Linked DNA regions of Homo sapiens: region 2 is linked to region 1. Evidence: read pairs that join two places in POLR2A ChIA-PET (ENCODE). Cell type or tissue: Panc1. All regions are shown on one strand. Links, peaks and the distances in the headings refer to the core of each region. The heading gives the core; the rest is flanking DNA.

What was found. Peaks named below come from ENCODE experiments on the same cell type or tissue, not always from the same donor. Only the 100,000 strongest peaks of a DNase experiment are listed, where the experiment ranks them.
Region 2: POLR2A ChIA-PET joins it to region 1 with 8 read pairs; 2 of 35 experiments call an interaction of 5 or more read pairs at or near these places.

What each region holds. Positions count from the first base shown.
Region 1 is chr1:55,710,685-55,716,059 of GRCh38, forward strand. No RefSeq gene overlaps it. Among named protein-coding and RNA genes, the nearest start is that of LINC01753, 230 kb to the right of the region's middle. In Panc1, for the core only: no CTCF peak of the experiment used is centred there; no DNase peak of the experiment used is centred there.
Region 2 is chr1:55,308,479-55,313,785 of GRCh38, forward strand. No RefSeq gene overlaps it. Among named protein-coding and RNA genes, the nearest start is that of MIR4422, 85 kb to the left of the region's middle. In Panc1, for the core only: no CTCF peak of the experiment used is centred there; a DNase peak (open chromatin) is centred at 2,343; H3K27ac peaks cover 273 bases.

The sequences.
Region 1 (5,375 bases), core at 1-5,000:
TTTCCTTGTCTAGATTTGGGGGTTGTTGATCAGGAAGGGACACTCTCCTCTATTCTTCCCACATTCCCACCTTGAACCACAGAGGGAAGAACTTACATTCTACTCCCCTCTCAGTGCTAAATGGAACACCTATAGACTTTCAGATCCTTACACACTTCTCTTTAAGAGAAAAGGAGTATCTAACGTGATATGTACCAGAATATCTAAAGTGATAGGTACCAATGAAAGTCAAACACTAACCCCTTCCTATTAGATGAACTCACTGCTTTGGACAACAATCCCAATCTTTTGTTCTGTGTTCCAGCTTTTCCTCTTGTAACTGGACAGCTGCTGGTCAGACTGGTACATTATGGGGAAAGTGTAGGTCATACCACTTTCAGATGGAAACCTAAGCCATGTTCTCTAACAGAGTTAACCCATAACTCTGTAATTTTGAGTTATAGGGACAATAGGTTACCAAAATGGCCACAAATTTTTGTGCCTGCTCTCATTCAGAGGTGGACTTCATTACTCTACCCCTGTAATCTGAACTGGCTTTGTGTCTTGCTTTGGCCAAACAGAGAAGCAGAAGTGATTATATGAGTCCTGAGCCTGGGCCTCAAGAGGTTTTACCTGCTCCCTTTGTTCTTTTGAAACTCTGACCTTCATGTGAACAGCCCAGGCTAACCTCCCGAAGGGAGACCACATGGAGAGAGGCCCAGTTATCTTAGCCACCCTAGCCAAGGCCATCCTAGAATGGGATGGTTTACACATGAGGTGGTGAATATGTATCAATAGGCTCAACCAAGATCAGCTGAGCTGAGCCCAAATCCACAGAACTTCCCCGCTGACCTAAAGATTTGTGAGCAATAACAGATAGTTAATTGCTTTCAGCCTCTACATTGTGGGGTGATTTGTTATGTAGCAAAAACTGCCTGATACACATTATAATGACACATCTCAAAGGTGGTGCTTGTTTCCCACTTGGCTGGTAATCTTCATGTGATGAGCCATTTTTGCTGCAGAAGGAAACAGGTATTGAGTACTTGGAACCACTGCAGGAATGACAGCTTCCTCATAAGGTTGCCAGCAATCCTAAGAGGGCTACCAGGTATGGCCACCCAAGTTATGAACAGCACTATTCTAGGAGGTTCTTGAACATCTGTAAAGTAATATATACTCTATGAGATAAATGGTGCCCCCTGGATTTGTGCAATATGAGTGGCCCTTAGGATTAAGCAACATAATATATGTAAAGTCTCTGGCATATAGTTGATGTGAAATAAACATTTTTATAATAATTTCTTGGTATAGAAATATTTTATTCTGTTGAACTTTATAATTAATACTTAATTATCAAATAAACTTCCATTTTCTCATCAGAGAAGTGTCTGGAGAGTGATAATAGTGGCGGTCGTGGATCACATGATCTATAAGGTTCTTTCTAGCATGGCTACTCTGTGATTCATGGGCGAACACAAATCTTCTCATAAAAAGAAGCCAAAACACATGGCCCAAGCAAGTTCCTTCGGTGAAGTTAGGGGCATGGCCCCAGAAGCACAGCACGGCAGGCCATCCATCAGGCGGCCACGTCAGCAGCCTGAGACGCAGCCCATAAAGCTGCCAAAACTGCCCTTAGCAATGCCCCAATCAAAGAGACACAAGAGCAAGGCCCCAGTGCCAGGACACCCCTGCTTGGCAGGAAAGAGACTGTGCTGTGTTCTGAACAGGAATCTAAACAGTTAATGGGCCACAGAAGCCACAAATCAATCCTTTGGTTTAAGATCAAAAGCAAGCAGCCTAGGGAACTGGAAAATTGATGCAACGCCTTTTTCCTGTCCCCTTCTCTGCCTCCCACCCAGCTTCTGAATGTTTACACCAGACCTAAAGCTCCCAGGGACAATTCTCAAGCAGAATTTTGCTTACTGCAAATGGGGCTTTGGAAAGGATACTGAGGCTAGGGGAAGCTCAGTTTCAGTCCTGGGTTTGCTACTCACCAGCAGTGTGACCTTGGACACTGATGTGTGAGCCTCACCCCAGAAACTCTTATTCAAGCAATCTGGGCTGGGGTCTGGTCGTTAGTATTTACCAATCCCTCAAGTGATTCTCTGTTATAACCAGGGTTGAGAACCACTCCACCATTCTAGGTTTTGGGTCCCTTGCCTGTAAAATGGGGACAGTAAGACTGACTTTGCAATGTTGCTGCGAGAACCAATACAGATGTATAATAGATGTATTGCCATCTGGCACAGCTACTTGTCTGGAAGGATCTTACGCCTTGAGCTAGATACACATAGGTCTCAGGAAGGCATCTATGTTCACACTCAATCAGCTACATTCAATATCAGAAATGTCTTGGCTTTGCAGGATAGGAGTCTGTGTGGGCAGAACCAAGTGGGGCCTGAGGAATGGAGTGGGATGCATTCATGATGTCCTGATCTCAGGAAATACGTCCCCCTAGTCACCAAGGAGCTGGGTCCATTTGTTCCCATGTTCCCTTTTTGAGTGGTAACCCAGTGGCACTTGAGAGTAGTTAATATTGTCCTACCAAAGAATGAAGAAACAATGTTGCCCCACTTATCCAGCCACTGTTGGGACCTGGTCAGTGTGGGAGGTGGGAGGAGGTCAACAGAACACACAGCTGCATCCTATTTCCCTTTATTCCATGATTTATTTGGGCACACCAGCCTGCATTCAGTCAACAAGCATTCCCATGGGGCTGACTCTGTGTTGGGTGCCCAGGATACAGAGTTTATTTAGACCTCATCCTTGCCTTCGAGCTGTTCACAGCACAAAGGAGGCAAATCCAGTTAGCAGTGTTAAGGGTCCCATGAGCAGTCTTCCTGTTAGTGGTAAGTTGCTCAGAGAAGGGTGATGTTGGTGCAGGTGAGGAAACTTGAGGAAAAGTCTGTTTTCCCCAAAGCACATTTCAAATGTGCTCATACACTTTTAGTGGACTCCTGTCCCCAGCTGCAGAATAAGAGGCAGATTCCTTAGCCAGGTATTCACAGTCGTCCTTGGCCTGACCCCTCCCCTTTGCAGCCTTATTTCCCTCTATATTCCTTCTTGTACTTTGGCTCGACCCACATGTAACTATTTGACATTGTTCTGACGCACTATGTTCTTCCACACGTCTGCCCTTGCACAAGCCTGAAATGCTTTTCTTTCTCCGTACTCTCAATCTCATTTTCTTGTCATGTTGAACTATATTGGCCATCCACTCAATTGTCCCTTTTATGTCTGTGCATAAATTATTTCCTTTGTTGGGAATAACCTTCCTCTTGTCTTTTGTCAGGAGAAATACCTTCTAATCTTTCAAAAACAGATTCAAATGTTACCTCTTCTGGTGAGCCTTCTGGTCTCCCCAATAATGGTGGCTTCCTCCTCTGGGCTCCATTTGCTCTTTCGAGTATCTCTACCTCAATTATGGCACCAGTGTAGGTGAGAAAATAAATGGAAATAAGCAGTGGGTCTTTGCTCTCTTGGGAAACCCAGGTATTAAAGTTTGTTTTCTACTCCTCTGTTTAGGGTTACCAGCAAGTGGCTAGTAACTTGAATGGATTTATCTTCATATTGATCTTACCTTTCCCTGGATTTGGCATCTAGCTGTTTCCTGGAATTAGATTTCATTTCCACGCAAAACAGAAAATCTCTTGCAATTATATTTTTGACTTTGCAATGTTTTATGCCAATTTTTGAGTTAAAAGGCTTGAAGACCGAGGGATCAAATGCACATGAGGTCAACCTGCAGAAGTTGGGGAGAAGAGCCAAGGGCGGTCCATGGTCAAGTTCTTGGACTCTGAAATTAGGTCAGAAAATTGGCTTTCAGTTTTATTATTCAGTCCCACTCCCAGGCCACAAGAAACTTAGATTTTTTTTCTCATTTATTTTTATAACTAACAATATCAAATTTTTGAGAACTCAATTAATTTTCTGTTAACCTTGCAATCTCAAAGTACAATGGAATGGAAAGAGCACTAGGTTCTAGTTGCCTAACATGACCATGAGTTCCTGTTTTATAGACTTGTATCTTGAACTATAAAATGAAGAAATTAGTCTCCAAGATCTCTTCTAGCTTGAATATCTTAATTCACTTATTTGCTGTGTGTGTCATCCTACAGCAGAATTTATCATACTATTCATTTTTTTTCTATTAAGCACCAGCCACGGGCCCTGTGTCTTCCTCTTGCCCTCTATCATCTGCCAGTTAGCATTACCCAGATTTGTTGACTTTTTACAAGACAATTCCAGGCAATTTGACATTCAAGGTCTTATGCAATTTGCTTCCACCTGACATTTTCCAAGTACTACTTCCCTCAATCACAGGTCCAGTATTTCCCAAAATGCCATATACATTCAAGCCTTTATGTTTTGGTAGATGCTATTTTCTCTGTCTCTAATGCCTTTTCTGATACCAGCATTTGGTGAATCCTATGCATGCTGTCCCTAGATACAAGACCATAAGGAGTCCTTATTTGGAATTTCAAGTGCATCAAGTTACTTGTTCTGCTTATCCCTTTCCTGCCTTGACCTGTTTTTGATATTCGGACTCTGCTCACCTTCCTAAAAAATTAGCCTTAGTGTGTGTTTCTGATACCACATTTTGGTAACTTTTTTGGGGGGGAATCCAGTTAAATCCAAGCCTAAAGTCTTTTTTTGGCTCTTCCCCTAATCTTAGAATCCGTACCTTAATCACTGTTCCCCCATCCATTTAACAGATCTCCCTCCAGCTGATTGAGAGATGTGGCTAAAAGACAACTCAGTCTGTCCCTGGCTCCCTTTTTCTACTGCTGGACATTTGGAGGTGCTTCTCTTCTGCTAGGACTTTCTCCTATTGCCACTGACTGACTCCAGCCCCAGCACTACCCCATCCTTTCCACTCTGGGAATGGACATGTGTCTGATGGACCCGAGTCTCACCCACATCCTGCTGAGGCCAGGAACCAGCTCACCTAGTCATGTGCAGTAATGAAGGCACTTCTGAGAGCTTTAGATTTTAGGAAGCTACATCTTATAGTCTTATACAAAGGACCAGAAACTTTAAATTTAAACTTTCTAGTGTGTTTTAAGCCATCACCTTTTTAAAGTTTTAAAGAACAGTATATCCTTGGTCAGAAACAGAACTTCTTGTTAGAATATATTTTTTTAAAAAAATGAGCCTTGTGGTCAGATGGATATTACTCCAAATACTGATGCCACACATTTGTTTCTGTATTACCTTGGATAAGTTACCTTATCTCTCTGAGCACCAGTATCCTCATCTGGGACACTGAGGAATCAATGATGGCCCAGTGACAGAGGTAACGTCACCATCATTTGACTGAGGATTTAATCTAATTAAATCCAAGCCTAAAGTCTTTTCTTGCTTCTTCCCCTAATCTTAGAATCCTAACCTTA
Region 2 (5,307 bases), core at 308-5,307, 400 kb before region 1:
CTGGGCAGCTCTGAGGGGTAAGTGTGTCATTCCTGCTGAAGACCCTTCAGTGGAAGGGTCTTCCACTCTCTTAACTATTAGAATGAAGGTCAAACTCTTTACCATGGCCTGCGAGAGCCCACATGCTCTGGCCTCCTGCCCCCTGACACCTCCCCTTTAGCCTCATCTTATGCTACTGGGCCTTTCTTCTTTAGCTCCCTGTTCACACTTACCTGCTTCAGTGCCCTTGCACATGCTGCTCCCTTTAGAATGAGACCAAGGAGATACATTCCTTAATGGGATTACATGAACTAATAATACCAATGATAACAGTGACAGCACGTACATTTAGAGCACTTCCCACACTCCAGGGATTTTAAGCACTTCATATGTTTACTCATGTAGCGTGCACAAAAGCCCTATGAAGTTGGTGTTGTGCTTGTTCTCATTTTATAGATGGGAATCCAGCAGACTGGGTTGCTCAGGAAGCCAACTCTGAGACGGACATGGGCATGCAGTCTGTTTAAGAGGGAGTGCTCTTGGGACCAACACCGGTGGGAAGAGGGAAGAGGCAGGAGGGGCCCAGGGAAATTTTGAGCTGTAATATGGTCTCAGCCAAGACCTCAGCTGGCCCCATGGGTTGCTCTGGAACTTGGATGGTCCTTCAGTTGATCCAAGTGGGGTAAGGGGATTAGACTTTGCACTCCTATGTTGATCAGACATCTGATGTGAACATGAACTTGAGTGAGTCAGTTTTCTTGACCCAAGCGGACTTCCCAGAAAGGGCTGACAGCTGTGGGCTGTCTTGCCACAGCACTTCCAGCCACTGAGGGCAATAAGTTCTTCATTCTGGAAGGGGTACCCCATGACACATCACAGCAGCCAACACAGGAACCCAGGCATAGACAGGCCAAGTAACTGCCCTAAAGTCCTGCAGCTTTAAGTGGGGAGGCGGGTATCAGGATTGGAACTCAGGTTATATTGCCTCCTAGGGAATTTTTGCATGCATTTAGAATAGTGTCTGACAATAAGTGCTCAATAAAGGTTAGCTGCTCTTGTTATTGTTGTTATTATTTTATAAGTGGGAAAACTAGACAGTGGTGAAGTTAAATCATGTTCCTAAGGTCACACAGCTACTAAGGACTAGAGTTGGAGTTTTAACCCCATTTCATTAGTTAGAAAATTAATACAAGTCCCATTAGAGCAAGGACTTCTTTATCAATAGGGGCTAGAATGCCTAGCACATTGTAGGTGTGCCGTAAAAATTTGTGAAGTTAATTATGTGCTTATTTAATTAAAATATTTATGGAGCTTTGAGTCTGACTCCCCAGGCCTTTGTTCCCTCCACCAGCAGATCTGAGTGTTTTCTGGCTGACATTGGAGACTATCTGGTCTAAACACTCTCATTTTATGGATGAGCAAACCGAGGCTCAGAAGAGACTCACCCAAGGTTCCAGAGCCTCTCAGTGGCTGGTCAGGACTCCTACCGAGGTCTCTGGACTTTGTGGTCTTGTGTTCTTTCGACTGTATCAACGTGTACTGCAGCTGCCTGGAGATCAAATGCGAAGGCTGACTCCGAAGGTCCTGGCTGGATCCTGAGTTTCCACATTTCCAGTGAGCTCCCAGCTGGTTCTGATGCGATGATGCTGGTCCATGGACCACCCTTTGAGAAGCAAGGGAGTCAGCGGTCACAAATATTTGAGAGCGGGAGATCCCCAAGAGCCAAAGCAGGTCGGTGCTGCGATATGGTGTTGAATGGCCGGGGCCTGTTCCTCTTCCTGCCACACGTAATCCAGGTGCTGTCAACAGGCAGCAGGAACACCTGGTTGTGGGGTCACAAATTCACTCAGGTGCCCGGCTGTTCCCTACTGAGCCTCTCCAGTAAATCAGTCATCTGTCAGAACTGGCTTAGACCGCCTGGTGTGCTGGAGCTGCAGCAGCTGGGCCTGGTGGGTTCCCAGGAGGGGCGCCTGCAACATGGGCTGCACAGGCGAGTTGCAACTCTGACTCTGCTCAGGTGGGCCAGAGGCAGGCCCCGTTTTGAGGCCAGGATCTGCTACTTACTCACCTGGAGGACTTGGGTGAGCCACCAACATCACCTCTCTGAGCCTCAGTCTCCTCACTTGTAAAATGGGATCATAGTACTTGCCTCCTCATAGGTAGTTGTGAGGCTTCAATGACGTAATGCATGTAAAGTTCTCAGCAGGCACTTAGTAAATGCTTGATGAATATTTGTTTTTCTTATGTTTATTTTTATGGGAGCTAGGTCTTCCAGAGAAATTCTTGGCAATAGGAAGGAAGGAGTGGAGGATTACTCAGCTTCCTATACATGGGGCTGGTAGGCATGAGTCAGGCCGGGGTCTGTGTGGGAGGGATTCCCACATCTTAACATCCACTTGTGTGTTCATGCAGAAATCTGAGCATCAGCCCGGCCTCTGCCCTTACCCTCACCCCCACATCCAGTCAATCAGCAGTTCCTTTCCTTTCTAACTTCTGAGTATCCTTTGGTATCCTCTGAGTATCTCTTATTTTCCGTGGCCTAAGTAAATGGGCCATGCTTGGTGATGTACTGGTATTTTCTTTAACTTTCCCAGGCCCCTGCAAGGCTTGTGAGAGAGAGGCCTTATTATGTTCACTTTACAGATGGAAATATCTAGGCTCAAAGTGGTCAAGCGGCTTCCCCTGTTAGTCAGTGACCGAATCTGATGAATCTCAGGTCTACTGGGTCATGGAGACTGTGCTTTAGATGCTACACATTAGTCCTAGATAAGCAATCTTTGCAACGTGTTTTGCTTTGCATTTTAATGCATTTATCACTTGGTCTTTCCTGTGCCAGATGCCGCTCTTTGCCCAGTCATTGAACCACTTTCCTAACCGCTCATCTCCACATTCCAAAGCCTCCAGCATCTCTGGCTGGGGGACAAGGTTTGGCTGTCTGCCCAGGGTCCCCTGAGTCAAGCACATCTTTGGATCAAAAGTGACACAGATTTGTCCTGAAGTCCTGAATTTCCTCGGAGAAATAATAGATGATGAGCCTTTCACCATAAATGACTGCTGAGCTCTTTGAAATCCTTTTCACACTTCCCCACTCCTCCCTTCACTGTCACTGGTCCAAGCCACCGTCATCTCTTGGATTTCTTTCTAAGCTTCTTGAATTGACTTTTTCACTTTTTCAATCTCTGCTTCATACCACAACTAGACTTTGTTTTATAAATGTAAATCAGATTCCTTTTTTTTTTTTTTTTTTTTTGAGATGGAGTCTTGCTCTGTCGCCCAGGCTGTTGTACAGGGGCATGATCTTGGCTCACTGCAACCTCTGCCTCCTGGGTTCAAGTGATTCTCCTGCCTCAGCCCCCGAGTAGCTGGGATTACAGTTGCGTGCCACCACACCCGGCTAGTTTTTGTATTTTTAGTAGAGAAGGGTTTTCACCATGTTGGCCAGGCTGGTCTCGAACTCCTGACCTCAGGTTATCTGCCCACTTCGGCCTCCCAAAATGCTGGGATTATAGGCGTGAGCCGCTGTGCCCAGCTGCAAATCAGATTCTTACACTCCTGCATAAAACCCTGCAAAGGATCTCTTTTATCCTTGGAATGAAGTCTGGAGTCCTCACCCTGACCTACAAGGGCCTTTACGATCTGGTTCCTACCTACCCCCACCTCTCCAGCCTTTTCACGTCCATTTGTCCTGTCATTGCAGGCACATTAACTCTCTGTTTCCTACCAGGCCTCTGCCTGGATGGCTGTTCATCCTGTAAGTCCCCTCAGGGAAGTCATCTCTGACTCCGCACAGCTGGGCTTTGAGCCTATGCTCTGTCCCTCCCAGAAGCCCCTGCCCCTCTTGTTATAACGGGCCTCATGCTATTGCAATTGGCACATTGAATAGGTTGGTCTTGGTGAGATATAAGCATGAAACAATTTTATTTTTTCTTGAATCATTACCTTCACATGTGCTCAATGGAATACACCTTTACGGCAGATCTGAGCATTTTCTGGCCAGTTAGTCCTTTAAAACTACAATCTCATTTCCAATTTGGGATTTATCTTTCTCCCTGGTCCAGGCAGGTCCTTTTGGCATCTGGATCTTTCCAGGGTCATGAAACCCATGGGTGGAATAGGGCATAAACATCTATTATGTGCTAAGTACTATATTTTAAACAAATGAGTGGATGAAGGGCATGGGACTTTGGAATTAATCCCAGTTTGGGGATTAGGATTAGTTATTTCTCAGGATCTTGGGCAAGTTATTTGCCTTCTCTCAGCCTCAATTTCTTTATCTCTAATGTGGGGTTAATAATCTCCACTTGGCAGTTTGGGCTAAAGAGTAAATGTAAAATAAAATGATAACTACAAACTTCTTAGCATAGCACTGACTGGTGCTCCATAGATGCCAATTCCTCTTCCTTATCTGTGACCATGGGGATGGTAATCCACTCCCCCCATAGGGCTGTGCTTACAACTTCGTGGGAAAACATGGAAATGAGGGCTTACTAATTGTCATTTTATTTTTTCAGGATTCCCGTTATGGTGTCTTCTAATGCCTCTAACTTTGCATTGTGCAAATCAAACTCTCTAAAAAATATAGGCCAAATGGATTGAAGTGGGAGAAACCCCCCTCCTCCTCTGTTGGGTCACACAGCTAGCCTGTGTGAGGAGGGGTCTTGCTCAAGTTAAGCTGGCTATCCCTGCCCTCCTCATACCCCCTCATTATACCCTGCTGGGAATGTGAACTCACTGAGCAAGCTGTCCCTGGCTAGCCACAGAGCCTGCACCTTGCTGGGTGCGCATCTGATGCCCCAGCAGCTTTTGAAAGTGCCTCATCTGGGGAGTGAGTACCTCTCCAGGTCTGGGAGCAGGGAATTAACTGTTCGAGGCTTTTAGGTCCATAAGCAGGTGGTACAGAGGTAGGTGGTTGGGACAGGTGCCAAAAACGATTGGAAGAATGTGGGGAAAGCATTTCGTTGAGGAAGCAGAAACGTGTGCACATGTGCACATGCGTGAGTGCATGTGTGCATGTGTGTTTGTGTAGGTGTAGGGTACTGGCGGTAGCTGCCACACCTCAGTTCCAATTTCCCTTCAATCAAATTCCACTCAGCACCCTCTCCCTAAGTCGCTGCTTTGTGCTGGGCTCTGTACTGGGCGATGGAGGCAGATACATGAGATAAGACTGCATCCCTGAACTCAGGGAGCTCAGAGTCTCACCAAGGACAGAGATACTCCCAGTTTAAATTTTGAATAATGTAATGTGTATTTTTCTAGGATATGAAAGAGAGGTGGGAGCAATTTTTCTCTTGCCTGAATTAGATGTCAAAGATGCCATAGGCTTTTAGA